3 separate regions of the Homo sapiens genome follow, and all the other regions are linked to region 1. Evidence: chromatin loops called from intact Hi-C (ENCODE). Cell type or tissue: heart left ventricle. All regions are shown on one strand. Links, peaks and the distances in the headings refer to the core of each region. The heading gives the core; the rest is flanking DNA.

The links. A loop is a pair of places that touch in the nucleus more often than their neighbours do. Peaks named below come from ENCODE experiments on the same cell type or tissue, not always from the same donor. Only the 100,000 strongest peaks of a DNase experiment are listed, where the experiment ranks them.
Region 2: a loop joins it to region 1, with 8 times the contacts of the local background. A loop is called at or near these places in 37 of 110 quality-filtered maps.
Region 3: it touches region 1 in a loop (6-fold over the local background); 27 of 110 quality-filtered maps call a loop at or near these places.

Annotation. Positions count from the first base shown.
Region 1 is chr19:3,070,804-3,080,600 of GRCh38, reverse strand. It overlaps LOC105372242 (a long non-coding RNA gene), which reads left to right and starts at 5,127. Exons shown (of 4, transcript XR_001754027.2): 1 at 5,127-5,240. RefSeq lists a silencer at 3,910-4,167 and an enhancer at 7,036-7,330. In heart left ventricle, for the core only: a CTCF peak has its summit at 4,461 (motif pointing left); a DNase peak (open chromatin) is centred at 4,470.
Region 2 is chr19:2,957,716-2,967,512 of GRCh38, reverse strand. No RefSeq gene overlaps it. Among named protein-coding and RNA genes, the nearest start is that of TLE6, 15 kb to the left of the region's middle. In heart left ventricle, for the core only: a CTCF peak has its summit at 5,242 (motif pointing left); no DNase peak of the experiment used is centred there.
Region 3 is chr19:3,124,156-3,133,413 of GRCh38, reverse strand. LOC124904615 (a long non-coding RNA gene) reads left to right here and starts at 6,783. Exons shown (of 3, transcript XR_007067092.1): 1 at 6,783-7,806; 2 at 7,947-8,816; 3 at 9,006-9,102. It also overlaps the pseudogene RPL35P10. In heart left ventricle, for the core only: CTCF peaks have their summits at 7,026 (motif pointing left) and 7,242 (motif pointing right); a DNase peak (open chromatin) is centred at 7,263.

The sequences.
Region 1 (9,797 bases), core at 2,169-7,168:
TTGAGTTTCTTATTCCCAAGTAAGGGCAAAACAGATTGCACCCAGGGCTGCAGGCTCTGGCCACGCACACGGCCTCCTACAAAGCTTCTGCCCACAGGCTCATCTGATCTTATGATTCGGGAAACACCCGGGACACGGGGTCACAGCTCAGACTCTGCCCCGCCTTTGCTGAATTAGACTGTGCGGAGAGCCAGCCCCAGGAAGCTGCATTTGAAACAAGCCCATTCCGAGCCCAGGGAGGTCTGACCATCCACAGACATCCCCACGCACAGCCAGGGACAGCTCGTGCCCGGTTTCTGCAGACATGGATTTAGTGGAGAAGCCTCTTCATGTTAAAGTCACACTGAATTATTGTTATTTTATTTATGTATTTATTTTTCTGATGGAGCATTATTCTGTTGCCCTGTCTGGAGTACAGTGGCACAATCTCGGCTCGCTGCAACCTTCCTCTCCTGGGTTCAAGCGATTCTTGTGCCTCAGCCTCCTGAGTAGCTGGGACTGCAGGTGCGTGCCACCACGTCTGGCTAATTTTTGTATATCTTAGTAGAGCCGGGGTTTCACCATGTTGGCCAGGCTGGTCTCGAACTCCTGACCTCAAGTGATCCTCCCCACTCAGCCTACCAAAGTGCTGGGATTACAGGCATGAGCCACCACACTCGGCCTTCATAACTGAATTCAAATCTGAGTCAGGGCCTGTCCCTCCTCGGCTCACAGCCCTCCATGGCTCCCACCTTCCTTCAGGAAAAGCCCAAGTCCGCCCCATGGCCCACAAGGGCCTGCACCAGCCCCTCCCCGTCCTCCCCTCCTCCCTGTCTCCCTTTCCTCCAGTCACACAGGTCTCCTTAGTGTTCCTCTAACTAGTCAGGCACAGTCCTACCCCAGGGCCTTTGCACAGCCTGTGCCTTCTGCCTGGAACTGTCTACCCACAGTGTGAGCTCTGTCCCTACACAATGTAACTTTGTCTATCCCTGTTACTCCTTCTAAACCCCTCCTTCTGGGCCTGGCAAGGTGTCTCATGCCTGTAGTCTCAAAACCTTGGGAGGCCAAGGCAGGCACATCACTTGAGGCCAAGCGTTCAAGACCAGCCTGGGCTTGTCAGGGAGAACCTGTCTCCACAAAAAAATAAAATAAAATCTGCCAGGCATGATGGCATACACCTGTAGTCCCAGCTACTCGGGAGGCTGCAGTAATCCCAGCACTTTGGGAGGTAGAGGCAAGGAGATAACCTGAGATCAGGAGTTCGAGACCAGCCTGGCCAACATGGCAAACTCTCGTCTCTACTAAAAATACAAAAACTAGCTGGGTGTGGTGATGCATGCCTGCAATTCCAGGTACTAGGGAGGCTGAGTCACAAGAATTGCTTGAACCCAGGAGGCGGAGGTTGCAGTGAGCTGAGATCATGCCACTGCACTCCAGCCTGGGCGACAGCGAAACTCCATCTAAAAAAAAAAAAAAGAGAGAGAGAGAGAATCCATGAATCTATTTGGAAAATAGACAGATAAATAAAGTGAGAAGGAGGCATTTATATTTATTTATTTACTTTTGAGTCAGAGTCTCACTCTGTCACCCAGGCTGGAGTGCAGTGGTGCAATCATGGCTCACTTCAGCTTCAACCTCCTGGGCTCAAGCTATCCTCCCACCTCAGCCTCCCAAAGTGCTGAGATTACAGGTGTGAGCCACCGTGCCGGGCTACCACTATTTTTTTTTTAATTTATTTTTTTGAGATGGAGTTTTGTTCTTGTCACCCATGCTGGAATGCAATGGCACGATATCGGCTCACTGCAACCTCCGCCTTCCAGGTTCAAGCGATTCTCCTGCCTCAGCCTCCTGAGTAGCTGGGATTACAGGCTCCCACCACCACACCCGGCTAATTTTTGCATTTTTAATAGAGATGGTGTTTCACCATGTTGGCCAGGCTGGTCTTGAACTCCTGACCTCAGGTCATCTGCCCACCTAGGCCTCCCAAAGTGCTGGGATTACAGGTGTGAGCCTTGGTGCCTGGCTCATTCATTTTTTTCTACAGTGGAAGGGCCTGGGGATGTTTCTGGAGTGCGTGATTCCCAGTCGCTATTTTAATTATTATTTTTTTCAGTCTGTGGGTGGAGAAATCAATTCAGTGGATCATGACCCATATATATTTTTTAAATGAAGTAGAATAGGAAACATCACAGTGCGTGGTGCTTTGCAGAGCGAAGAGTTATCTTGTGCAATTTTTATTGGGGTTATGCAGGTACTTAAACCTCTGTCCTGAGTACATGTGTGTATATGTGTGTTTGGGAGGCCGAGGCGGGCGGATCACCTGAGGCCAGGAGTTCGAGACCAGACTGGCCAATATGGCGAAACCCCATCTCTACTAAAAAATACAAAAATTAGCCAGGCATGGTGGCGGGCACTTGGAGTCCCAGCTACTCAGGAGGCTGAGGCAGGAGAATCACTTTTACCTGGGTGGAGATGTGATGGTCAAGAAAAGTTTACAGCTCCCTCACCTCATATAACTGCTTCTTTCTTTCTTTCTTCCTTTCTTTCTTTCTTTCTTCCTTCCTTTCTTTCTTCCTTCCTTCCTTCCTTCCTTCCTTTCTTTCTCTCTCTCTCTCTCTCTCTCTCTCTCTCTTTCTTTCTTTCTTTCTTTCTTTTGAAATGGAGTCTCACTTAGTCACCCAGGCTGGAGTGCAGTGGCGCGATCTCAGCTCACTGCAAACTCCACCTCCTGGGTTCGCGCCATTCTCCTGCCTCAGCCTCCCGAGTAGCTGGGACTACAGGCGCCCGCCACCACACCCGGCTAATTTTTTTGTATTTTTAGTAGAGACGGGGTTTCACTGTGTTAGCCAGGATGGTCTTTATCTCCTGACCTCGTGATCCGCCCATCTCGGCCTCCCAAAGTGCTGGGATTACAGGCGTGAGACACTGCGCCTGGCCATAACTGCTTATTTCATAATTTAAATATATTTATGTGTGGGCTGGGCACGGTGGCTTACACCTGTAATCACAACACTTTGGGAGGCTGAGGTGGGTGGATCATGAGGTCAGGAGTTCAAGACCAGCCTGGCCAATGTGGCAAAACCTCGTCTCTACTAAAAATACAAAAATTAGCAGGGTACAGTGGTAGGTGCCTGTAATCCCAGCTACCCGGGAGGCTGAGGCAGGAGAATAACTTGAACCCGGGAGGTGGAGGTTGCAGTGAGCCGAGATCGTGCCATTGCATTCTAGCCTGGGCGACAACAGCAAGACTCCATCTCAAAAAAACTAAATAAAAATAAAATAAACAAATAAATATTTATATGTGTGATGAGTTGATTCACTAGAAAGGAATTTTTGGCCGGCTGCGGTGGCTCACGCCTGTAATCCCAGCACTTTGGGAGGCTGAGGCAGGCGGACCACGAGGTCAGGAGATCGAGACCATCCTGGCTAACATGGTGAAACCCCGTCTCTACTAAAAATACAAAAAATTAGCTGGATGTGGTGGTGGGCACCTGTAGTCCCAGCTACTCGGGAGGCTGAGGCAGGAGAATGGCATGAACCTGGGAGGCAGAGCTTGCAGTGAACCGAGATCGTGCCACTGCACTCCAGCCTGGTTGACAGAGCGAGACTCTGTCTCAAAAAAAATTAAAAAAAAAAGAAAGGAATTCTCAGGTGGCGGTGATTTTGCACCCCTTGATCAAGAGATTGACAGCAGTGTCTGGGGACATTTCTGGTTGTCGGGACTTGGAGGAGGTGCTGCTGGCATGGAGTGGGTGGATGCCAGGGACTCCGCTCAGGACCCTGCAGTGCCCAAGGCGGCCTCATCCTAGAGGACAATCCAGCCTTGAATGTCCACAGTGTCTAGAATGGGGATCTCTTAGTTAATTATTTGGGGGGAAAATTGAGTCTGCTCCCTGCTCACACCAGAAAGCAGAATAAGCTCCCGATGGGGCAGATGGTACAAACCATGGGGACCCTTGGGATTCACCTCCTCTCTCCCTCCCCACTCAGGGTGTGGATTTCAATGTGTGTAGCCACCTGGGACCTCAGCAGGGCAGAGGATCATGGGATCCAGAGTCTCTTGGGGGTCTGCGGAATCCCCTAACCCAGGGATTCTAACCTGGAGGATGATTCTGCTCCCAGGGGGCACTGGGTGATGTCTGGGGACATCTGTGGTTGTCACGACTGGGGCGTGCGCCTGGCATGGAGTGAGTGGAGGCCAGGGACGCTGCTCAGCACCCTGCAGTGCCCAGGACAGCCCCACCCCAGAGAACCATCCCTCCCGTAAAGTCCACGGTGAGAAAGCATGGATAAGACTCTCTGATTTACTGAGCTGTCCCAGCACACAGCCTGGCACACAGCAGGTGCTCGCAAAGGATTTGTAAGCCGAGGGGCTGCTGTCTCCAAACCCCCAGCGGCCTGGCTCACCCTCCTGGGGAGAGGGCAGGTGCAGGCGACCTGAGCCAAGGTGCGCGAGATCCTGATGACACACTGCCCCCGTGTGGGCATCCGTGGAACAGCGGCCGGCGGCACGGGCGCCGCGTGGGTGGGGGGCGGGGAGCGTTTGCACCCGGGGAGGTCTCCGCGCTGCGCGGCCCGCTAGGACTTTCTGCCACATCGCCTACATTCTAGCTCCGTGGCGTCCCACGTGGTGGTCACTGGTGGGCTGCTGAGCCCCTGAACCGTGGCCAGGGCAACTGAGGAAATGCATCTTTCATCTCATTTTTATCTATCTATCTATCTATCTATCTATCTATCTACAGCTTGTCACTGCTACCTAGGCTGGAATGCAGGGCCGCGATCATAGCTCACAGCAGCCTCGACCTCCTGGGTTCAATCAATCCTCCCGCCTCGACCTCCCAAAGCGCTGGGGTTAATTACAGCCTGGCCCGTTTCCATCCATCTCAGTGTAAACCTAAGTAACCATGCATGGTTGGTGGCTATCGAGCTCTGGAATGAGGTCTCTCCCCTGGCCGCTGTGGACATTTGGAGCCAGATAGTTCTCTGGGATGAAGCCGTCTTGGGCACTGCAGGGTGCTGAGCAGCATCCGTGGCCTCCACCCACTCCATGCCAAGAGTACCCACCATTGTGACAACCACAAATGTCCCCAGACATCACCCAGTGCCCCCTGGGAGCAGAATCACCCTGGTTGAGACCCCCTGGGTTATGGGATTCCACGGACCCCCCCAAGAGACTCTGTGTCCCATGATCATCTGCCCTACTGGGTCTAGGAGGCTGTACACATTGAAATCCACACCCTCAGTGGGGAGGGAGAGAGGAGGTGAGTCCCAGGAGCTGGGGCCCCCTGGTTTACGCTGTCTGGCCCATTGGGAGTTTATCCTGGTCTCTGGTGTGAGCAGAGATTGGACTCAATTTTTGTGGCTCATGCCTGTAACCCCAGGTCTTTGGGAGGCTGAGGTGGGCGGATCATTTGAGGTCAGGAGTTCAAAACCAGCCTGGCCAAACTGGTGAAACCCCATCTCTACTAAAAATACAAAAATCAGCTGGGTGTGGTCATGGGCAGCTGGAATGCCAGCTACTCGGGAGGCTGAAGCAGGAGAATTGCTTGAGCCTGGGAGGTGGACGTTGCAGTGAGCCAAGATCATGCCACTGCACTCCAGCCTGGGCAACAGAGCAAGACTCTGTCTCAAAAAAACAAACAACAAAAAACCCCACAAAATTTGGCCAGGTACAGTGGCTCACAAATGTGATCCCAACAATTTGGGAGGCCGAGGCAGGTGGATCGATTGAGCCCAGTATTTCAAAACCAGTCTGGGTAACATAGGGAGACCCCTTCTCTACAAAAAAATTTAAAATTAGCCAGGTGTGGTGGTGTGCACCTGTAGTCCCAGCTACTCAGGAAGCTGAGCTGGGAGGATCATTTGAGCCTGGGAGGTGGAGGCGCAGTGAACTATGATCATGCACTGCACTCCAGCCTGGGGGACAGAGCCAGACCCTGTCTCTGAAATTTAAAAAAAAAAAAAAAAAAAAAGTAGTAATAACTGCGCCTACCTTGAAGGCCTGGATCAGTGCTGGGGCTCTGAGAAAATTTGGTAAACCTCAGCCATTTATGATAAAGGGGATGATTATTTTGCTGGGAGGAGAGGTTAGAGGTATCTGAGTAACAGAGCAAGAATAGTGGCTCTGGCTCCTACAGGACCATAGTATATGCCCACAGCCCACTAGATAGATGGGAAAGCAGATAGATGGGACCAGAGAGGGACAGCCACTTGTCCAGAGACACAGAGCCCACCTGTCGTAAAGCTGAGGCTGGCACTTACCCCTTGGGTGTCTATGGGGAGGCAATGGGGCCTCTGGAGGGCAGGCCAAGTAGGCAGCCACACTTCCCTGCTCCCCACAGTCCCCCGGTATCCCCAGGGAGACATCTGCAGGAGTCAGCCTACTAATCACCTAATTAGTGCACAGCCCCCGGGAAATGCTGGGAACACCTTTTAAAGGCCCTTAAACACCCCAACAGTGACTCACAGTCCTGCCAACACCAGGCTCCCAAGGCCGGCAGCTGGGGGCGCTGGGGACGGTGAAAAGCACAAAAACAAAACACATTTGGCCCAGTGCAGTGGCTCATGCCTGTAATCACAACACTTTGGGCAGCCAAGGGGGGGCGGGTGGCTTGAGTCTAGGAGTTCAAGACCAGCCTGGGCAACATAAAAAGACCCCCATCTCAAAACCACAACAGGCCAGGCGTGGTGTCTCATGCCTGTAATCCCTGCACTTCGGGGAACTGAGGCGGGCAGATCACGAGGTCAGGAGTTCGAGACCAGCCTGGCCTACATGGTGAAATACCATCTCTAGAAAAATACAAAAATTAGGCCAGGCGCAGTGGCTCATGCCTGTAATCCCAGCACTTTGTGCGGCCGAGGCGGGTGGATCACGAGGTCAGGAGATTGAGACCATCCTGGCCAACATGCTGAAACCCTGTCTCTACTAAAAATATAAAAATTAGACAGGTGTGGTGGCATGCGCCTGTAGTCCCAGCTACTTGGATGCTGAGGAAGGAGAATCACTTGAACCCGGGAGGTGGAGGTTGCAGTAAGCCAGGATCATGCCACTGCACTCCAGCCTGAGCAACATAATGAGACTCCATCTCCCCCCTCCAAAAAAAAAAAAAAAAAAAGATTGAAATGGAAAAGTCATGTGACCCAAGATTGGCCAATCAGAGTATTCCAGCCAGAACATAGGGATTATATCAGGGATGTCATGTCACCTAAGCCTGGCCAATGAGAATGAGTCCTGAGACATGCTGTAATTAAGCAGAAGGAATTGGCTGGAGTTGCTGAGCTGGGAGGATGAAAGCTTACAGCTGCTGGGGAACGGTGTTTGTTTGCTGCCATGGGAGACAGCTGTCCCAGCTATGCACAGTGACACAGGATCCCGATAATGTTGGAGCCCCTGGATCAAGCCATGCCTGAAGTCAGCCCTAATGTCATGAATGTTCAGTTCCATGGACTTAAGCCATTCCGTTTTTTTTTTTTTGTTATTGTTATTCCGTTGTCACATCCACTCAAAAAATACGACGTGAGATGAGAGACTGCTGCACTGAACAAGTTGATGGGGATATGAGCCAGGATGGTAACCCTATAGTTAGTGGGAATTGATTGGATTCTGGGTATATTGGTAAAGCTGGAGCCAATGGGATTGCTGAGGGATTATAACCACATATGTTTGTATAGTGATTTTATTAATGTCTGGCTCCCCTGCTAGGCTGTAAGGTTGGAGCTATGTGGGTCACTGTATCCCTAATATCTAGACGAAGACCAGGCGTGCAAGTGTTCAATAAAGCCATGTTGTGTGACAGAGCTCTGGGGGTGGAGAGGAAGGCAGACAAAATCCATGATCGCCCCTTTGTGAGCCACAGTTTCCTCATCTGGAATATGGGGATAATAAATAATTACTGTCAGCCAGGCACAGTGGCTCACGCCTGTAATCCCAGTACTTTGGGAGGCCAAGGCAGGTGGATCACCTGAGGTCAAGAGTTTGAGAGCAGCCTGGTCAACATGGCAAAACCCTGTCTCTACTAAGAATAAAAAATTAAGGCAGGGCACGGTGGCTCACGCCTGTAATCCCAGCACTTTGGGAGGCTGAGGCGGGCGGATCACAAGGTCAGGAAATCGAGACCCTCCTGGCCAACATGGTGAAACCCCATATCTACTAACATACAAAAAATTAGCCAGGCATGGCGGCACACTCCTGTAATCCCAGCTGCTGGGGAGGCTGAGGCAGGGGAATCACTTGAACCCAGAAGGTGGAGGTTGCAGTGAGCCAAGATCGCGCCACTGCACTCCAGTCTGGCAACAGAGCAAGACTCCGTCTCCAAAAACAAACAAACAAAAAAACACAAAAATTAGCCAGGCATGGTGGCACACATCTTTAATCCCAGCCATTTGGGAGGCTGAGGCAGGAGAATTGCTTGAACTCGGGAGGAGAGGCAGAGGTTGCAGTGAGCCGAGATCCAGATCATGCCACTGCACTCCAGCCTGGGGGACAGAGCAAGACTCCATCTCCAGATAAATAAATACTAACTCATTCTTTCATTTCACTAAGACCTGATGTTTGCACTGAGTAGAAATTCTTTGCCAGACCCCAAGCTGTGCCCTGGGACACAGCAGTGCAGAAGGCAGTCCGCTCCTTACTCTCATGGATCTTTCAGGGTGACAGATAATAAAGATGACAGCTGGCCTGCCTGGTGGCTCACGCATCTAGTCCCAGCACTTTGAGGGGCTGAGGTGGGAGGGTCACTTGAGGCCAGGAATTCGAGGCTGCAATCAGCTATGATGGCACCACTGTTCTCCAGCCTGCATGACAGCCCAAGACACTGACTAAAAAAATAAAATAAAATTAGGCCAGGCACGATGGTTCATGCCTGTAATCCCAGCACTCTGGAAGGCCAAGGTGGGAGGACTGCTTGACCCCAAGAGTTCAAGACAAGCCTGGGCAACATAGTGAGACCCTGACTCTTGGAAAAAAAAAAAAATCAGCCCAGCCAGGGTGCAGTGGCTCACACCTGTAATTCCAGCACTTTGGGAAGCTGAGGCAGGCAGATCACCTGAGGTCAGGAGTTGGAGACCAGCCTGGCCAACAAGGTGAAATCCCATCTCTACTAAAAATACAAAAATTGGGCCAGGCGCGGTGTCTCATGCCTGTAATCCCAGCACTTTGGGAGGCTGAGGCGGGGGGGATCACCTGAGGTCAGGAGTTCGAGACCAGCCTGACTAACATGGAGAAACCCCGTCTCTACTAAAACTACAAAATTAGCCGGGCGTGGTGGCACATGCCTGTAATCTCAGCTACTAAGGAGGCTGAGGCAGGAGAATCACTTGAACCCGGGAGTCGGAGGTTGCAGTGAGCCGAGATCATGCCACTGCACTCCAGCCTGGGTGACAGAGCGAGACTCCGTCTCAAAAATAAATAAATATCAAAATGTTAAATAAACATAAATAAATAAAAATAGATAACAATAAAATAGAGTGATATAATAACAATATTTTTTGTTTTTTCCATATGACTGGTTAGAGAAGGCCTCTCAGAGGAAGTAATTGTCCAGGCCAGGCCTGCTGGCCCACACCTGTAATCCCAGCACTTTGGGAGGCTGAGGCGGGTGGATCACGAGGTCAGGAGATCAAGACCATCCTGGCTAACACAGTGAAACCCCGTCCCTACTAAAAATACAAAAAATTAGCCGGGCGTGGTGGCGGGCGCCTGTAGTCCCAGCTACTCAGGAGGCTGAGGCAGGAGAACGGCGTGAAACCGGGAAGCGGAGTTTGCAGTGAGCAGAGATCCGGCCACTGCACTCCTGCCTGGGCGAGAGAGCAAGACTCTG
Region 2 (9,797 bases), core at 2,596-7,595, 110 kb after region 1:
TACTAAAAATACAAAAAAAATTAGCCGGGCGTGGTGGTGGGCGCCTGTAGTCCCAACTACTCAGGAGGCTGAGGCAGGAGAATGGCGTGAACCCAGGAGGCAGAGCTTGCAGTGAGCCGAGATCCTGCCACTGCACTCCAGCCTGGGCAACAGAGCGAGACTCCATCTCCAAAAAAAAAAAAAAAATCAGCCGGCATGGTGGCGGGTGCCTGTAGTCCCAGCTACTCGGGAGGCTGAGGCAGGAGAGTGGCAGACGGAGCTTGCAGTGAGCCAAGATTGCGCCACTGCACTCTAGCCTGGGTGACAGAGCGAGACTCCATCTCAAAAAACAAAAAGAAAAAAGGAAGTTTGATGCAAATTTTTGGGGTTTGCAGCCTTTTATTTTTTTCTTTTATTTTTTTGAGACAGGGTCTCATGCTATTGCTCAGGTTGGAGTGCAGTGGCCCCATCATGGCTCACTGTTGCCTCAACCTACGAGGCTTAAGTCATCCTCCCACCTTAGCCTTCTGAGTAGCTGGGACTACAGGCATGTGCCACCACGCCTGGCTATTTTTTATTTTTTATTGTTTTGTAGAGGCAGAGTCTGGCTGTGTTGCTCCGGCTGGCCTCAAACTCCTAGGCTCAAGTGATCCTCCTGTCTCGGCCTCCCAAAGTGCTGGGATTACAGGTGTGAGCCCCGTGCCCGGCATGCAGTCTTTTGTGATATTTTCTTGTTATCAGGCATCCATGCATGAGAACGCACTATTCAAAGCTGTCCCTGGCTCTATTTGTCACTTTGCTGTTGTTGTTGTTTTTTTGTTTTTAGACAGAGTTTCACCTTGTCACCCGGGCTGGAGTACAGTGGCGCGATCTCGGATCACTGCAACCTCTGCCTCCTGGGTTCAAGTAATTCTCATGCCTCAGTCTCCTGTGTAGCTGGAATTATAGACACCCGTCACCACGCCCAGCTGATTTTTTTTGTAGTTTAGTAGAGACTGGATTTCACCATGTTGCCCAGGCTGGTCTTGAACTCCTGAGCTCAGGCAATCTGCCAATCTCTGCCGCCCGAAGTGCTAGGATTACAGGCATGAGCCACTGCACCTGGCGTCACTTTTTTTTTTTTTTTTTGAGACGGAGTCTCGTTTCGTCGCCCCAGCTGGAATGCAGTGGCACAATCTCGGCTCACTGCAAGCTCCGCCTCCCGGGTTCACACCATTCTCCTGCCTCAGCCCCCCAGTAGCTGGGACAACAGGTGCCCGCTGCCACGCCCGGCTAATTTTTTGTATTTTTAGTAGAGATGGGGTTTCACCGTGTTAGCCAGGATGGTCTTGATCTCCTGACCTTGTGATCCGCCTGCCTCGGCCTCCCAATGTGTTGAGATTACAGGCGTGAGCCACCGCGCCCGGCCTTTTTTTTTTTTTTTTTTTTTTTTTTTAACACAAGTCACTCCATTTTGATTCTGACAACTTTCTTTTTTTTTTTTTTCTTTCATACGGAGTCTCGCTCTGTCTTCCAGGCTGGAGTGCAATGGCATGATCTCGGCTCACTGCAACCTCCGCCTGCCGGGTTCAAGCGATTCTCCTGCCTCAGCCTCGCAAGTAGCTGGGACTACGGGTGCACTTCACCACACCTGGCTAATTTTTGTATTTTTAATAGAGACGGGTTTCACCGTGTTAGGATGGTCTCGATCTCTTGACCTCATGATCCACCCGCCTCGACCTCCCAAAGTGCTGGGATGACAGGTGTGAGCCACCGCACCCAGCCTGATTCTGACGACTTTCATATGAGTAACTATAACAACTCAATGTTTTCATCAACCACTAAATCCCATTTTACATAGGAGGAAATTAAGTCCCAGAGAAGCTAAGTGACCTACTTAGGACCACACAGTTGCTAAGTAAACTAGGATTTTATCCCAGGCAGTCTTGCTCCAGGAGGTATTCCCATAACCCTTACGCCATCATAGAGAGATCCAGTTAGGATCTGCTCAGGTAGTGGCATTAGACTGGACCTCCTCATGAACCCAAGCTTGGAGGAAGGGGCATCCACATCCACTCCAAAAGTGGGTTTTGAGGGCCAGGCACGGTGGCTCACGCCTGTAATCCCAGCACTTTGGGAGGCCGAGGTGGGCGGATCACCTGAGGTCAGGATTTCAAGACCAGCTGAGTCAACATGATGGAACCTCGTCTCTACTAAAAATGAAAAAACTAGCTGGGTGTAGTGGCGCGCACTTGTAATCCCACCTACTCGGGAGGCTGAGGCAGGAGAATCACTTGAACCCGGGAGGCGGAGGCTGCAGTGAGCCGAGCTCCCACCACTGTACTCCAGCCCGGGTGACAGAGTGAGACTCCACCTCAAAAAAAAAAAAAAAAAAAAAAGAAGTGGGTTTTGAATCTCCTGGACCTGGCTTTCCTCTCAAAAGAAATCCAGAGACATTAGTTAGCTATTGCTGTGTAACAAATTGCCCCTAAACTTGCTGGGCCATTTACACGAATTGTTGAAACAATCAACATTTATTATCTCACAGTTTCTGATGGTCCAGAATCAGGGGGCAGCTTTGTTGGTTCAACATAGGGTCACTGATGAATAATTATTCATGTTCAAGCCTCTATTTTTTTTTTTTTTTTTGAGACAGGGACTGAGACTCACAGGCTAAGTGCAGTAGGGTGATCACAGCTAACTGCAGCCTCAAACTTCCAGGCCCGAGCGATCCTCTGGCCTCAGCCTCCTGCGTAACTGGAACTACAGTCCCCTGCCACCACGCCCAGGTAATTTTTGTTTGTTTTTGCAGAGACAGGGTCTCCCTATATTGCACAAGCTGGTCTCGAACTCCTGGGTGTTTGAGTCTTTCTTTATCCCCTCTTCAATCGAACACCCTCTGTCATCCAGAATTCAATTAACAAATCTCTTCTCAGTGATGTTTCTCTTATTGTATTTATTTATTTATTTATTTATTTATTTTGAGACCCAGGGTCTCTCTCTTTTGCCCAGGCTGGAGCGCAGTGGTGTGATCTTGGCTCACTGCAACCTCTGCCTCCTGGGTTCAAGTGATTATCCTGCCTCAGCCTCCTGAGTAGCTGAGATTACAGGGGCGCACTATCATGCCCAGCTAATTTTTGTTTTGTTTAGTTTTGTTTTTGAGATGGAGTCTCGCTCTGTCGCCCAGGCTGGAGTGCAGTGGCGCAATCTCGGCTCACTGCAAGCTCCGCCTCCTGGATTCACGCCATTCTCCTGCCTCAGCCTCCCAAGTAGCTGGGACTACAGGCACCTGCCACCATGCCCGGCTAATTTTTTTTTTTTTTTGTATTTTTAGTAGAGACGGGGTTTCACCGTGTTAGCCAGGATGGTCTCGATCTCCTGACCTCATGATCCGCCTGCCTCGGCCTCCCTAAGTGCTGGGATTACAGGCATGAGCCATCACGCCCAGTCTACTTTTTTTTTTAGTAGAGATGGGGTTTTGCCATGTTGGCCAGGCTGGTCTCAAACTCCTGACCTCAGGTGATCCCCCTGCCTCAGCCTCCCAAAGTGCTGGGATTACAGGTGTGAACCATCGCACCCAGCAGACACTTCTCTGATTTAAATCACTCCATCTTTCCCGAGTTTTCCTAATCGTCCCACCACCCTGTGATATTTTCTTGTTTGTTTCATTCTTCCTTGTCTGTCCTGGACGGGCTCTGTAAATTATTGCTAGAAGGAGATGACTGAGTGGGGAGAACTTTTTTTTTTTTTTAAGATGGAGTCTCGCTCTGTCGCCCAAGCTGGAGTTCAGTGGCGTGATCTCGGCTCACTGCAGTCTCCGTCTCCCAGGTTCAAGCAATTGCCCTGCCTCAGCCTCCTGAGTAGCTGGGATTACAGGTGCGCGCCACCATGCCCGGCTAATTTTTGTATTTTTAGTAGAGACAGGGTTTCACCATGTTGGCCAGCCTGTGCTTGAACTCCTGACCTCAAGTGATCCACCCGCCTCAGCCTCCCAAAGTGCTGGGATTACAGGAGTGAGCCACCGTGCCTGGCCAGAGTGGGGAGCACTTTAACCCACCCACATGCATGTTTTTTGGTGTCTGCTTTCCTTGGATGTCTCAGTTGCGAGGGTCCACGCTAGCTTTGCCCCTATGGCATGCCTGGGCCTGATGGGGCCCTGCACTTCCTCTGGACACTGGTTCCCATCAAGGCCAGTTATGGTAGCTCACACCCTCAGTCCCAGCTACTCTGGAGGCTGTGGCAGGAGGCTTGCTTGAGCCTAGGAGTTCGAGACCAGCTGGGCAACATAGCAAGATCCCATCTCTACAAAAAATAAATAAATAAAAAACAAAAAAAGAAAGTAAAGGATTGGAGTCTTTTGAAGGTCAAGCTGTGGATCGTAGTTTACATTTTACCCTTTAAGAACCATCCCCTCGGGCCAGGTGCAGTGGCTCAAGCCTGTAATCCCAGCACTTTGGGAGGCTGACGCTTGCAAATCACCTGAGGTCGGAATTTCGAGACCAGCCTGGCCAACATGGTGAAACCCCATCTCTACTAAAAATACAAAAATGAGCCAGGCATGGTGGTGCATGTCAGTAATCCAAGCTCCTTGGGAGGCTGAGGCAGGAGAATCGCTTGGACTTGGAAGGTGGAGGTTGCAGTGAGCCAAGATTGCACCACCACACTCCAGCCTGGGTGACAGAGGGAGACTCTGTCTCAAAAAAAAAAAAAAAAAAAGAAGGCCAGGCGCGGTGGCTCACGCCTGTCATCCCAGCACTTTGGGAGGCTGAGGCGGGTGGATCACCTAAGGTCAGGAATTCAAGCCCAGCCTGACCAACAAGGTGAAACCCTGTCTCTACTAAAAATACAAAAATTAGCTGGGCGTGGTGGTGGGCACCTGTAGTCCCAGCCACTCGGGAGGCTGAGACAGGAGAATTTCTTGAACCCAGGAGGCGGAGGCTGCAGTGAGCCGAGATCATGCCACTGTACTCCAACCTGGGCGATGGAGTGAGACTCCATTTAAAAAAAAAAAAAAAAAAGAAGAGAACCATCTCTTCCGGGCTTGGAGAGGGGATGTGGCTTCTCCTGGTTCCGTGGTCAAGAGACTCAACTCCCCCAGCTAATTGGTATAAATTTAGAACTGAGTGTGGCCACAGTTAGTTAAACAAGGCATTTTAGGCTATTGAGGGGAAATTCCCAGCTGCCCAATTCTTCATTCCAATCAGGACTCCTAAGTGAAAGGGATGGGTTCATCCCATTGAGACTCTCAAGGCAGGGAGGGGCTGTTCTGAATTGAACTTATGGTCTCTGCTACCCCCTACAGGTCAAATGTTATATGAGCGCTTCGTTGACGTAATTTACATAAGATGACGTCATACATTTAAAGCATATTGTTCAATGACTTTTAGCAAATGTGTCCAACTGCACAACCATAACCACAATCCAATTTTAGAAAATTTCCATCACTAGGCCGGGTGTGGTGGCTCACGCCTGGAATCTCAGCACTTTGGGAGATCGAGGCGGGCGGATCACGAGGTCAGGAGATCAAGGCCATCCCGGCTAACAGGGTGAAACCCCCGTCTCTACTAAAAATACAAAAAAATAAGCCGGGTGTGGTGGCGGGCGCCTGTAGTCCCAGCTACTCGGGAGGCTGGGGCAGGAGAATGGCGTGAACCCAGGAGGCGGAGCTTGCAATGAGCTGAGATGGCGCCACTGCACTCCAGCCTGGGCGACAGAATCCGTATCAAAAAAAGAAAGAAAGAAAGAAGGAAATTTCCCTCATCAGAAGAATGTTCCTCTTGTCTGTTTGTTGTTGTTTTCAGACGAAGTCTCGCTCTGTCGCCCAGGCTGGAGTGCAGTGGTGCGATCTTGGCTCACTGCAACCTCCGCATCCCGGGTTCAAGTAATTCTCCTGCCTCAGCCTCCTGAGCAGCTGGGATTACAGACAGGCGCCACCATGCCCGGATAATTTTTGTATTTTTAGTAGAGACAGGGTTTCACCATGTTGGTCAGGCTGGTCTCGAACTCCTGATCCGCCCGTCTCGGCCTCCCAAAGTGCTGGGATGACAGGCATGAGCCACCACGGCCGGCCTCTTCTGTTTTTGTTTCTCTTTTTGCAAAGATGGGGTCTCGCTGTGTTGCTCAGAGTGGCCTTGAACTCCTGGCCTCAAGCGATCCTCCCACCTCAGCCTCCCAAAGACTTTCATATCTTTAAGTCAGTGGTTCTTAAATTTGAGTGTGCATCACAATTACCTGGGGCGGGGGGTGTTAAAACTCAGATTGTGGACCCCCAACCTAAGACTTTTTCAGGCAGCAAATCTGGGCCTGGGGCCTGAAAACGTGCATTCCTAGCAAGCTCCCAGGTGACAATGCTGCTGCCGCCACTCAGGGAACCACGGTTTGAGAACCGCTACTCTCTTTTTTTTTTTTTTTTTGAGACGGAGTCTCGCTGTCTCCCAGGCTGGAGTGCAGTGGCGCGATCTCGGCTCACTGCAAGCTCCGCCTCCCGGGTTCACGCCATTCTCCTGCCTCAGCCTCCCAAGTAGCTGGGACTACAGGCGCCCGCCACCAGGCTCGGCTAATTTTTTTATGTTTTTAGTAGAGACGGGGTTTCACCGTGTTAGCCAGGATGGTCTAGATCTCCTGAGCTCATGATCCGCCCGCCTCAGCCACCCAAAGTGCTGGGATTACAGGCGTGAGCCACCGCGCCCGGCCAAGAACTGCTACTCTCAATACTAAAGCTCAGGCCGGGCACGGTGACTCTCGCCTGTAATCCCAGCACTTTGGGTGGCTGAGGCAGGAGGATCACTTGAGCCCAGGAGTGGCCAACATGGTGATCAGCCTGGCCAACACGGTGAAACCCACCTTTACTAAAAATATAAAAATTAGGGCCGGGCACGGTGGCTCACGCCTGTAATCCCAGCACTTTGGGAGGCGGAGGCAGGCGGATCATCTGAGGTCAGGAGTTCGAGACCAGCCTGGCCAACATGGCGAAACCCCGTCTCTACTAAAAATAAAAAAATTAGCCGGGAGTGATGGCGCGCACCTCTAATCCCAGCTACTCGGGAGGCTGAGGCAGGAAAATTGCTTGAACCCGGGAGTCGGAGGTTGCAGTGAGCCGAGATCGTGCCACTGCATTCCAACTTGGGTGACAAGAGCAAGACTCCATCTCAAAACGAAACAAAACAAAAATTAGCCGGGCATGGTCGCGCATGCCTGTAATCCCAGGTAGTCAACAGGCTGAGGCAGGACAATCTCTTGAAACTGGGAGGCTGAGGTTGCAGTGAGCCAAGATTGTGTCACTGCACTCCAGCCTGGGTTACAGAGCGAGACCTTGTCTAAAAAAAAAAAAAAAAAAAAAAAAAAAAAAACTAAAGCTCAGCGTTCTATTTTTGGATTTGCAATGGTGATTTTTGATTCCATGCAATAATAGAGGACGGAGCTTTGCTACACCCCCACCCTGCCCCCCATCTCGCTGCCCGCTCTCTGTCTTCTTATTTGAGACAGGGTCTTGCTCTGTTGCCCAGGCTGGAGTGCAGTGGCACGATCATAGCTCACTGCAGCCTCAACCTCCCAGGTTCAAGCAGTCCTCCTGCCTCAGCCCTGCCCAAGTAGCTGGAACAACAGGTGTGTACCACCATGCTCCCCTAATTTTTGTATTTTTTGTAGAGACTCAAAAAAAAAGTTAGGTAAGATCCCGTCCCTCCTCTGCTGATACTCATCCTATGGCCCCACTCACTCAGAGGCAAAACTGAAATCTTTGGAATGGCTTTTGAAGGGCCCTTGGGATCTTTTCTTTTCCTTTCTTTCTTTCTACAGAGTCTCGCTCTTGTCACCCAGGCTGGAGTGCAGTGGCACTATCTCAGCTCACTGCAACCTCTGCCTCCTGGGATCAAGTGATTCTCCTGCCTCAGCCCCCTGAGTAGCTGGGATTACAGGCACTCGCCACCACACCCAGCTAATTTTTGTATTTTTAGTAGAGATGGGTTTCACCATGTTGGCCAGGCTGGTCTTGAACTCCTGACCTCAGGTGATCCGTCTGCCTCGGCCTCCGAAAGTGCTGGGATTACAGGTGTGAGTTATCGCGTCTGGCCTGCTTGCTTGCTTGCTTGCCTGCCTGCCTGCCTGCCTGCCTCCCTCCCTCCCTCCCTCCCTTCCTTCCTTCCTTCCTTTCCTTCTTTCTTTCTTTTATTTCTTTTTCCTTCCTTCCTTCTTTCTTTTTTCTTTTCTTCCTTTTTTTTTTGACACAGGATCTTGCTCTGTTGCTGTGTTGTGGAGGCTGGAGTGCAGTGGTGCAATCATAACTCACTGCGACCTCCGCCTTCTGGGCTCAAGAGATCCTCCCACCTCAGCCTTCCAAAGTGCTGAGATTATAGGCATGAACCACTGCACCCAGCCGGGCTCAATTTTTGCACCAATCCTATCTTCAGCCCTGGAGTCAGTTGGGCATCTTATTAAGTATGCGGATTTCTGACCCCAGCGTTGGGCTTCTAGCTCAGCAGACTGGGGAGTAGAACCTGGGGGATCCCTAGGAGACTAACATCTTTTTAGGGAGCTTCCTGATGGGTTTGGGGGATGGGAGCGTTAGAGGGAGGTGGGTGTGATTGTAGAAGGATCCAAGGGGACATCCTTGTGGTGCGGACAAAGTTCTGTACCTTGACTGTGATGGATACACAGACTTACCCAGGTTAACTTCACACACACACACACAGACACACACACACACACACACACACACACAAGTAAAATGGGGCCATGGGAAGAAGATGGATAGATTTTAACAGCGTCAATATCAGGGATGTGGTAATGTACTTTAGTTTTCCAAATGTCACCATTGGAGGAATCTAGGCCAAGTATAGAAAAGATGTCTGTACAGCAAGACTCTGTTTCAAAAAAAAAAAAGAAAAGATCTGTCTGTATTTTTATCATTATTATTTATTATTATTATTATTTGAGACTGAGTCTCGCTCTGTCCTCCAGGCTGGAGTGTAGTGGCATGATCTCTGCTCACTGCAAACTTCGCCTCCCAGGTTCAAGCAATTCTCCTGCCTCAGCCTCCTGAGTAGCTGGCATTACAGGCGCCCGCCACCACGCCTGGCTAATTTTTTTTTTTTTTTTGTATTTTTTGTAGAGACAGGGTTTTGCCATGTTGGCCAGGCTGCTCTCAAACTCCTGACCTCAGGTGATCCACCTGCCTCAGCTCCCCAAAGTGCTGAGATTACAGGAGTGAGCCACCGTGCCCGGCCAATGTCTGTGTTATTTCTTAGAACTGCATATGATTCTACAATTATCTCAATAACAATTTCAGTGAAAAAAAGAGACAAGCTAATAGAAATGTAAGAAAACCATGTTATGATGAGAATACCAATAGCGTTAGAAACCAGAAAAGAAAAATAAACGGATACATTGTCTGCAGATTGCAAGCAATGGTCATTTGGAGCTAAATGAATGAATTTTCCCTGTCATTGTCCAATTACAATGCTTTTACCACGATAAATTTAAGAATAACATCCAGGATTAAATACAAAAAGCAAAGAGCTTCTGGGTGATTCAGGTTAGCAACTTTGTTTTGGATGACCCGTCTTCAACTGCCAACAGACTATTCTCAAATTCCTGAAAGGGCGAGGCGCAGTGGTTCCTGCACCTGGCACTTTGGGAGGCCAAGGCAGGAGGATCACTTGAGACCAAGAGTTTGAGACCAGCCTGGACAACATGTAAGAAAATTGAAAAATTAGCCAGGCGTGGCTGGGCACCGTGGCTCACACCTGTAATCCCAATACTTTGGGAAGCCGAGGCGGGTGGATCAGGAGGTCAGGAGTTCAAGACCAGCCTGGCCAAGATGGTGAAACCCCGTCTCTACT
Region 3 (9,258 bases), core at 4,259-9,258, 51 kb before region 1:
AGGGGCAGTCCCACCCAGGACAGGCAAAGAAACGCAGAAATAGGTCATGGCCGTGCAGATCTTCCAGGATGGTTGAAACAGAAATGACCAGCAAAACTGGGAGACGAGGCTGAGCCACAGGCCCCACAGGGTGAGCCCAGGGGGCCACTCTCCTAGCATCTCCCTGCGGCATTTTTGGACAGGATACCAGCACCCGCCATCTTCACAGCCTGGACCAGGGTGGCAGACCCTCTGTGGCTCCCGCTGGCTTCAGAATTAATGAGCCGGCTCCCTGGATCCAGGGCCCAGGCTCTGCCCACTTCTCCAGCTGCTGAACAAACCTCCCTTGCGGTTCCCTAAACGGGCTGAGCTACTTCCTTGCCACATGCTGAGCATTTGTCGTGTATTATTAGCTCAGCTGGGAACACCAGGGTGAGCTTGTGTGTGTAGAAAATATTTCTTTCAGAAAACACATAAAACCTGAATGTATTACCTAATAAATTGTTGTGAAGCCGGTATCCACAGAATCCACTGAGGCCAAGACTAAGGACATTTTCAGGCCGGGCGCGGTGTCTCACGCCTGTCATCCCAGCACTTTGGGAGGCCAAGGTGGGCAGATCACCTGAGGTCAGGAGTTCAAGACCAGCCTGGACAACATGGTGAAACCCCGTCTCTACTAAAAATAGAAAAGTTAGCCAGGTGTGATGGTGCACACCTGTAATCCCAGCTACTCGGGAGGCCGGGGGAGGAGTATTGCTTGAGCCTGGGAGGTGGAGGTTGCAGTGAGCTGAGATCGTGCCACTGCACTCCAGCCTGGGTGACAAGCAAGACTCTGTCTCAAAAAAAAAAAAAAAAAGACCTTAGCCCCACAAAGACCCCTAGTGTTTTCCTCATAGTAATCTCTACCTTCCCAGCAGTAACTATCATTCTGACTTCTGTGGTATTAATATTTATTTCCGGGTTTGGGGGGTATTTTTTGCTAATAAGATCTATTTCAGCTGGGCATGTTGGCTCATGCCTATAATCTCAGCACTTTGGGAGGCTGAAGTGGGAGGATTGCTTGACCCCAGGAGTTCAAGACCAGCCTGGGCAACATAGTGAGACTCTATCTCTTTTTTTCTTTTTTCTTTCTTTCTTTCTTTTTTTTTTTTTTTTTTTTTTTTGAGACGGTGTTTTGTTATTGTTGCCCAGGCTGGAGTGCAATGGCTCGGTCTCAGCTCACTGCAACCTCCACCTTCCCAGTGAGACCCCATTTCTAAAAAATAAAATAAAATAAATTAGCCGGGGGTGGTGGCTCATGCCTGTGGTCCCAGGTACTCCAGAGGCTAAGGTGGGAGGATTGCTTAGGCCAGAGAGGTTGAGGCTGCAGTGAGCTATGATTGACCCACTGCACTCCAGCCTGGGTTGACAGAGCAAGGGTCTGTCCCCCCCAAAAAAAGATCTTGTTTTTAATTGTCTAAATTTATGTAGCATTGTATTTACTTTCTTTGGTGTATGGTTCTATGAGTTTATTTATTTATTTATTTATTTATTTATTTATTGAGACGGAGTCTGTCTCTGTCACCCAGGCTGGAGTGCAGTGGCACGATCTCGGCTCACTGCAAGCTGAGCCTCCCGGGTTCACGCCATTCTGCTGCCTCAGCCTCCCGAATAGCTGGGACTACAGGTGCCCACCACCACGCCGGGCTAATTTTTTTTGTATTTTAGTAGAGACGGGGTTTCACCATGTTGTCCAGACTGGTCTCGATCTCCTGACGTCGTGATCCGCCCGCCTCGGCCTCCCAAAGTGCTGGGATTACAGGCGTGAGCCACCGCGCCCGGCCTGGTTTCTATGAGTTTTAACAGCTGTAGAGATTCGTGTAAATTACTGCTATAAACAGGATACAGAATGTAGTTCCATCACCGGAACAACTCCCTCCTGACCGTGGATTGGCTCTTTGTGGCTGTGTTTTTTGTTTGTTTGTTTGTTTTGGTGTTTTTTTTTTTGTTTTTTTTTTTCTCAGCCAGCTGTGCTTTATTGACAACGCGCCACTCGGGCCTTGACCGCGCACTTCCGCACTGGGGACAGCTGCTCGCTCTGCTGCTGCTTCTTGATCGTCAGGTTCTCCTCGTGCTTGCTGAGCGGGCGGCGCACGGCGCGTGTCTTCTTAGGCCGCAGGTGCAGGTGCTTGTACTTCTTGCCCTTGTAGAATTTCCCGAGGTTTTCTTTCTGAGTCTGGTTAATAACCGTGAGAACACGGGCAATGGATTTGCGGACGACTCGGATCTTTTTTTTTTTTTTTTTTTTTTTTTTTTTTTGAGACAGAGTCTCCCTCTGTCGCCCAGGCAGAAGCGCAATGGCGAGATCTCGGCTCTCTGCAAGCTCCGCCTCCCGGGTTCACCCCATCCTCCTGCCTCAGCCTCCCGAGTGAGTAGCTGGGATTACAGCCGCCCGCCACCACGCCCGGCTAATTTTTTTGTATTTTTAGTAGAGACGGGGTTTCGCTGTGTTAGCCAGGATGGTATCGATCTCCTGACCTCGTGATCCGCCCGCCTCGGCCTCCCTAGAGTGCTGGGATTACAGGCGTGAGCCACCGCGCCCGGATCTTAGGGAGCTTGGAGGCCGCGCCGCCCGTCACTTTGGCGACGCGCAGCTGGGACAGCTCCACCTTTAGGTCGTCCAGCTGTTTCAGCAGCTCCTCCTCCTTCTTCCCGAGAAGGTCTTGGGCCTTGATCCTGGCCGTTGCTGCACAGGCCGCCGCCCCCGCTCGCTCCGAGGGAAATAGCTGTTGCTATGTTTTTTATTTTATTTTTTGAGACAAGGCCCTTCTCTCTCGCCTAGGCTGGAGTGCAGTGGTGCAATCATGGCTTACTGCAGCCTTGACCTCCTGGGTTCAAGCGATCTTCCCACCTTAGCCTTCCGAGTACTGCGCACCACCACCATCTAATGTTTTTTTTTTTTTTTTTTTTTGAGACAGAGTCTCACTCTGTCGCCCAGGTTAGAGTGCAGTGGCACGATCTCAGCTCACTGCAAGCTCTACCTCCCAGGTTCAAGCAATTCTTCTGCCTCAGCCTCCCGAGTAGCTGGGATTACAGGTGCGAGCCGCCGTGCCCGCCTAATTTTTGTATTTTTAGTAGAGACAAAGTTTCCGCCCTGTTGGCCAGGCTGGTCTTGAACTCCTGGCCTCAAGTGATCCACCTATCTCAGCCTCCCAAAATGCTGGGATTACAGGCGGATGCCACCGCGCCCGGCCCTAATTTTTTTATTTTTGTAGAGATGGGTTTCTCTGTGTTGCCTAGGCTGCTCAGGAGCTCCTGGCCTCCCAGCTCAGCCTCTCAAAACGTTGGGATTACAGGCGTGAGCCACCGCACCTGGTCCAGAAAGTAGCTTTTGAGACTGGCTTCTTTCAGTTAGCATTTGCGATTCCTCTGTGTTGCCGAGTGTATCAGAAGTTCGTTGCTTTGGATGGTCCAGTGGTATTTCCCTGTGTGGATGCATTCCCCTTTATCCAACCGTGAGGGGCATTTGGTTGCTTCCAGTTTGAGGTGATCATGAACAGAGCTGCTATATACATTTGTGTACATATTTTTTTCTTTTTTTTCTTTTCTTTTCTTTTTTTTTTTTTTTGAGACAGCGTTTTGCTCTTGTTGCCCAGGCTAGAGTGTAATGGCGTGATCTTGGCTCATTGCAACCTCCCCCTTCCATGTTCAAGTGATTCTCCTGCCTCAGCCTCCCGAGTAGCTGGAATTACAGGCATGTGCCACCACGCCCAGCTAATTTTTGTAGTTTTAGTAGAGACGGGGGTTTCACCATGTTGGCCAGGCTGGTCTTGAACTCTTGACCTCAGGTGATCCACCCACCTCAGCCTCCCAAAGTGCTGGGATTACAGGCATGAGACACCACACCTGGCCAATAGTATTTTTGTTGTTGTTGTTTAGCTGTGGTTTGTTACAGATGCCCTTTATCAGGTTGAGGAAGTTCCTTTCTACTCCTAATTTGCTTAGAATTTTTATCATGAATGAAAGTTGAATTGTATCAAATGTATTTTCTTTATCTATTGATATGATCATGTAGTTTTTCTTTCGTCTGTTAATATGGCAAGTTATATTGACTGATTTTCCAATGTTGAGCTTGTCTTGTATTCCTGGGATAAATGCCACCTGGTGGTGAGGTGGTTTTCTTTCTGTATATCACTGGATTTCATTATTTCACTTGCTAATATTTTGTTAAGGATTTTAGTATCTATGTTTTTGAGTATACTGATCTGTAATTTCCCTGTACTGTCTTTAATTTTGGTATCAGGATAATACTGGCCTCTTAAAATGAGTTGGGAAGTATTCCATCCTCTTCTATTTTCTGAAACAGATTGTGAAGAATTTGATGTTATTTTTTCTTTAAATGTTTGATAGGATTCACCACTAAAACCATCTGGGCCTAAAGTTTTATTTTATTTTTCATTTTTTATTGTTGTTGTTGTTTGAGACAGAGTCTCGCTCTGTCACCCAGGCTGGAGTGCAGTGGCATGATCTTGGCTCACTGCAAGCTCTGCCTCCCGGGTTCACGCCATTCTCCTATATCAACCTCCCAAATAGCTGGGACTACAGGCACCCACCACCATGCCCAGCTAATTTTTTCGTATTTTTAGTAGAGACGAGGTTTCACCGCGTTAGCCGGAATGGTCTTGATCTCCTGACCTCGTGATCCACCCGCCTTAGCCTCCCAAATGTTTTATTCTTTAGAAGACTTTAACTTCAAATTCTGTTTCTTTAATACGTATAGGACTGTTCAGGTTTTCTGTTTCTTCCTGAGTGAGTTTTGGTAGCTTGTGTCTCTCGAGAAATTGGTCCATTTCCTTTAAGTTGTCAAATTTATGTGCATACACTTATTTGTAGTATTCCCTTATTATCCTTTAAATTTCTTTAGGGTGAGTAATGATATCCCCTCCTTTGTGCCTGTTGCTGGTAATTTCTTTTTCTCTCTGGAGGGTGAATCTAGACTAAAGGTTTATCAATTTCATTAATTTTTTTCAAAGAACCAGCTTATGGCTTTATTGATTTTTCTATACTGTTTTTCTATTTTTTATTCCATTGATTTCTATTCTATTATTTTCTCTTTAGTTTGTGTTTAGTTTGCTCTTCTCTTTCTAATTTCTTGGGAGTAGAAGCTTAAAATATTAGACCTTTCAGGCCAGGCGCAGTGGCTCACAGCTGTAATCCCAAAAATTTGGGAAGCTGAGGCAGGTGGATCACCTGAGGTCAGGAGTTCAAGACCAGCCTGGACAACATGGAGAAACCCTGTCACTACTAAAATACAAAAATTAGCCAGATGTGGTGGCAGGTGCCTGTAATTCCAGCTACTCAGGAGGCTGAGACAGGAGAATCACTTGAACCTGGGAGGCAGAGGTTGCAGTAAGCCGAGATTGCACCATTGCACTCCAGCCTGAGCAACAGAGCAAGACTCCATCTCAAAAAAAAAAAAAAAAAAAAAATCCTCAAAATCATGGTGAATTTTTGCCAGTTTTGAACTTTATGCACACAGAATTACATAAAATGAGTTCAGGTACATCTGGCTTCTATCATTCCACGTGATGTTTGTGTGATTAACTCATATTGTGTACATGGTTGTGGTTCATTAATCCTGATTGTCATAGACTATTCCTCTGGATAAATAAACTACAATCTATTCATCCATTCTACTGTTGATGGGCATTTGGTTAAATTTTAGTTTGGGGCTGTAATGAATAGGGCAGCTATGGGCATTTGGTACATGTCTTTTGTGATTATATGTGTGGCTTTCTGTAGGTAAATACCCAATGGTAGAATTGCTGGGTTATAAAGTATTTCCTAGATATTAACTATCTTTTGCCAAAGTGCATGCACCAATTTACACTTCCAATAACTCTAAGATTTTGCTTTTTTTTTTTTTTTTTGACACAGAGTCTCACCCTGTTGCCCAGGCTGGAGTGCAGTGGTGCGATCTTGGCTCACTGCAAGCTCTGCCTCCCCGGTCCATGCCATTCTCCTGCCTCAGCCTCCCAAGTAGCTGGGACTACAGGCACCCGCCACCACACCCGGCTAATTTTTTGTATTTTTAGCAGAGACCGGGTTTCATAGTGTTAGTCAGGATGGTCTCAATCTCCTGACCTCGTGATCCGCCCGCCTCGGCTTCCCAAAGTGCTGGGATTACAGGCGTGAGCCACCACTCCCAGCCACCTTTTTTTTTAGAGAAAGTTTCACTCTGTCACCCAGGCTGGAGTGCAATGACACGATCTTGGCTCACTGAAACCTCTGCCTCCCGGGTTCAAGCGATTCTCCTGCCTCAACCTCCTGAGTAGCTGGGACTACAGGCGCCCGCCACCACACCCAGCTAATTTTTGTATTTTTGGTAGAGACGGAGTTTCACCTTGTTGACCAGGCTGGTCTCGAACTCCTGACCTCAAGTGATCCACCCACCTCAGCCTCCCAAAATGCTGGGATTAGAGGCGTGAGCCACCACGCCCGACTAATTTTTGTATTTTTAGTAGAGATGGGTATGAGCCACTGCACCTGGCCTATTTGTTTATTTATTTATCTTGAGGAGTCTCACTTCTTCGCCCAGGCTAGAGTGCAGTGGCATCATCTCGGCTCACTGCTACCTTTGCCTCCCAGGTTCAAACGATCATTGTGCCTCAGCCTCCCAAGTAGCTGGGACTACAGGCATGCGCCACCACACCCGGCTAATTTTTTGAATTTTAAGTAGAGACGAGGTTTCGCTATGTAGGCCAGGCTGGTCTTGAACTCCAGACCTCAAACGATCCGCCCGCCTCGGCCTCCCAAAGTGCTGGAATAACAGGCATGAGCCACTGCACCCGGCCTCCTCGGAATTTTTAAACAGGGACCCTGTGTTTTCATTTTGCTCCGGGTCCTATGGATTCTGCGGGGGGTGCTGGAGCTGCCTGCCCAGCTGAACAGGCTAGGGCTGTTGTCAGGACCTAGGAAGGACTGGCCAGCCGTCAGGGCAAGCTGCCTCAGGCAAGACGCTCACCCTCTGTGCCTCGGTTTTCCTTTTAGGATGGGCAGGGGGCTAGGGGCAGGCAAGGAGCTGTCTGGGGCGACTCCTGCTGGCCACTGGGGGCACTATATGCACCTGCGATATCCATGCCGGGCCCAGCTCCCCCCAGCACTCAACGCCCCTTAGCTGACTCACCCACCTCTGCTTCTGCCATCTGATCCACACCTATCATTGCCACCTGCACCAGCCTTGTCCCCTGGCTCCCGCCCTCACCCGTCTGTCCTCCCAGCAGCAGCCACCAGAGGCCGCCTGTGAGCACCTGTCAGGTCCTGTCTCTGCTCTGCCTGCGTCCCTCCAGGGCTCCCACCTCCCTCTGAGGGTAAAAGACCAACCCTCCCTGCCCTCCCCCCCTCCCTCCGCTCCAACCACACGGGCCTCCTCGCTGCTCCTCCAACACATCAGGCATGGTCCTGCCCCAGGACCTTTGCACAAGCTGTGCCTCTGCCTGGCTCACCCTCAGGCCACAGCATGGCTCCTTCCCTTCCTGTCTCCCAGGATGCTACTCACGCACCACTTTATCAGGCTTTTCCTGTACAGCCCACCAGGAACAGCCCACCAGAATCAGCCACCATTGGCTGGGCGCTGTGGCTCACGCCTATAATCCCAGCACTTTGGGAGGCCAAGGCGGGCGGATCACCAGAGGTCAGGAGTTTGAGACAAGCCTGGCCAACATGGTGAAACCCCGTCTCTACTAAAAGTACAAAAATTAGCCGGGTGTGGTGGTGGGCGCCTGTAGTCCCAGCTACTCGGGAGGCTGAGGGAGGAGAATCGCTTGAACCCAGGAGGCAGAGGTTGAGGTGAGCTGAGACCGCACCACTGCACTCCAGCCTGGGTGACAGAGCTAGACCCCAACTCAAAAAAAAAAAAAAAGAAAAGAAAAGCAACAGCCACCATCTCCCCATCCTGTCCCACTTCCCTGCTCCATTTCTCTTCCTAGGTGAAGTCGTGCTGGTAAGTGCCACCTTCTCTGCTGCACTGTAGTATCTGGGGCAGCATCGGGCACAGCAAGGGGCCTTAAGCCTGACGGACAGGCCTATCGGACTCAATGAAACTGAAAGAGGATGTGGGGAAATCGCACCCTTGTGCACAGCTGGCGGGATGTGACATGGCACAGCTGCTGTGGAAAAGTCGGGCAGCTCCCCAAAAAATTAAAATAGAGGCCGGGCGCGGTGGTCCACGCCTGTAATCCCAGCACTTTGAGAGGCCGAGGTGGGAGGATCATGAGGTCAAGATGGAGACCATCCTGGCCAACATGGTGAAACCCCATCTCTACTAAAAATACAAAAATTAGCCGGGCGTGATGGCAGGCACCTGTAGTCCCAGCTACTCAGGAGGCTGAGGCAGGAGAATTGGTTGAACCCGGGAGGTGGAGGCTGCAGTGAGCCGAGATCGCGCCACTGCATTCCAGCCTGGCGACAGAGCGAGACTCCTCAAGGTGCATCCAAAAAAAGAAAGACCAGAGGACCCAGCAATGCTACCTCTGGATGCACACACACGAGGACAGACAGGAGGGACTCAAACAGAAGCTTGCACACGCAGGTGCACAGCGGCACGACTGCCAACAGCCACAAGGTGGAAACCACCCAGACGTCCATCGATGATAGATGGATCAACACAGCGTGGCCCATCCACACAGTGGAATATTACTGAACCACGAAAAGGAAGGGAATCCGGACATGGGCTTCAGCGTGGATGCACCTTGAGGACATCATGCTCAGTGAGAGATGCCAGAGACACAGAAGGACACACCCCGCATGGTTCCACTCCTAGGAGGTCCATAGAGCTGTCAGATTCAGGGAGACAAAAGGTAGGATGGGGGGTGCCAGGGGCTGGGGAGGGGGACGGGGAGTGTTTCATGGGGACAGAGTTTCAATTTGGGGAGATACAAGTTCTGGAGAGGATGGTGGTGATGGCTGCACAACCGTGTGGATACACTTAATGCCGCTGAGCTGTGCACTTAGAAATTTATCTGTATTTTACAATTTTTTTTCAAAAGGAAAAAATAACTGAAGGAAGGCTGCAGAGGTCCCACATCCGCAGCTTACAGAAACGGAGGCCCGGAGGGCATGATGTCCCCACAGGTGCCCTGGAAGGTGAGGGGCAGGCTGGCCTGGGACCTGGGCTCCTCCCCGTCTCACTCCCTTGTCCCCAGCCCCCAAACAAGGTGGCATTTCCCAAGCAGGTTGCTCTGGCCTGGTGCTAGTGAAATGAACTTGAAGTGAAGGGTCAAACAAGATGACAGGGGAGGG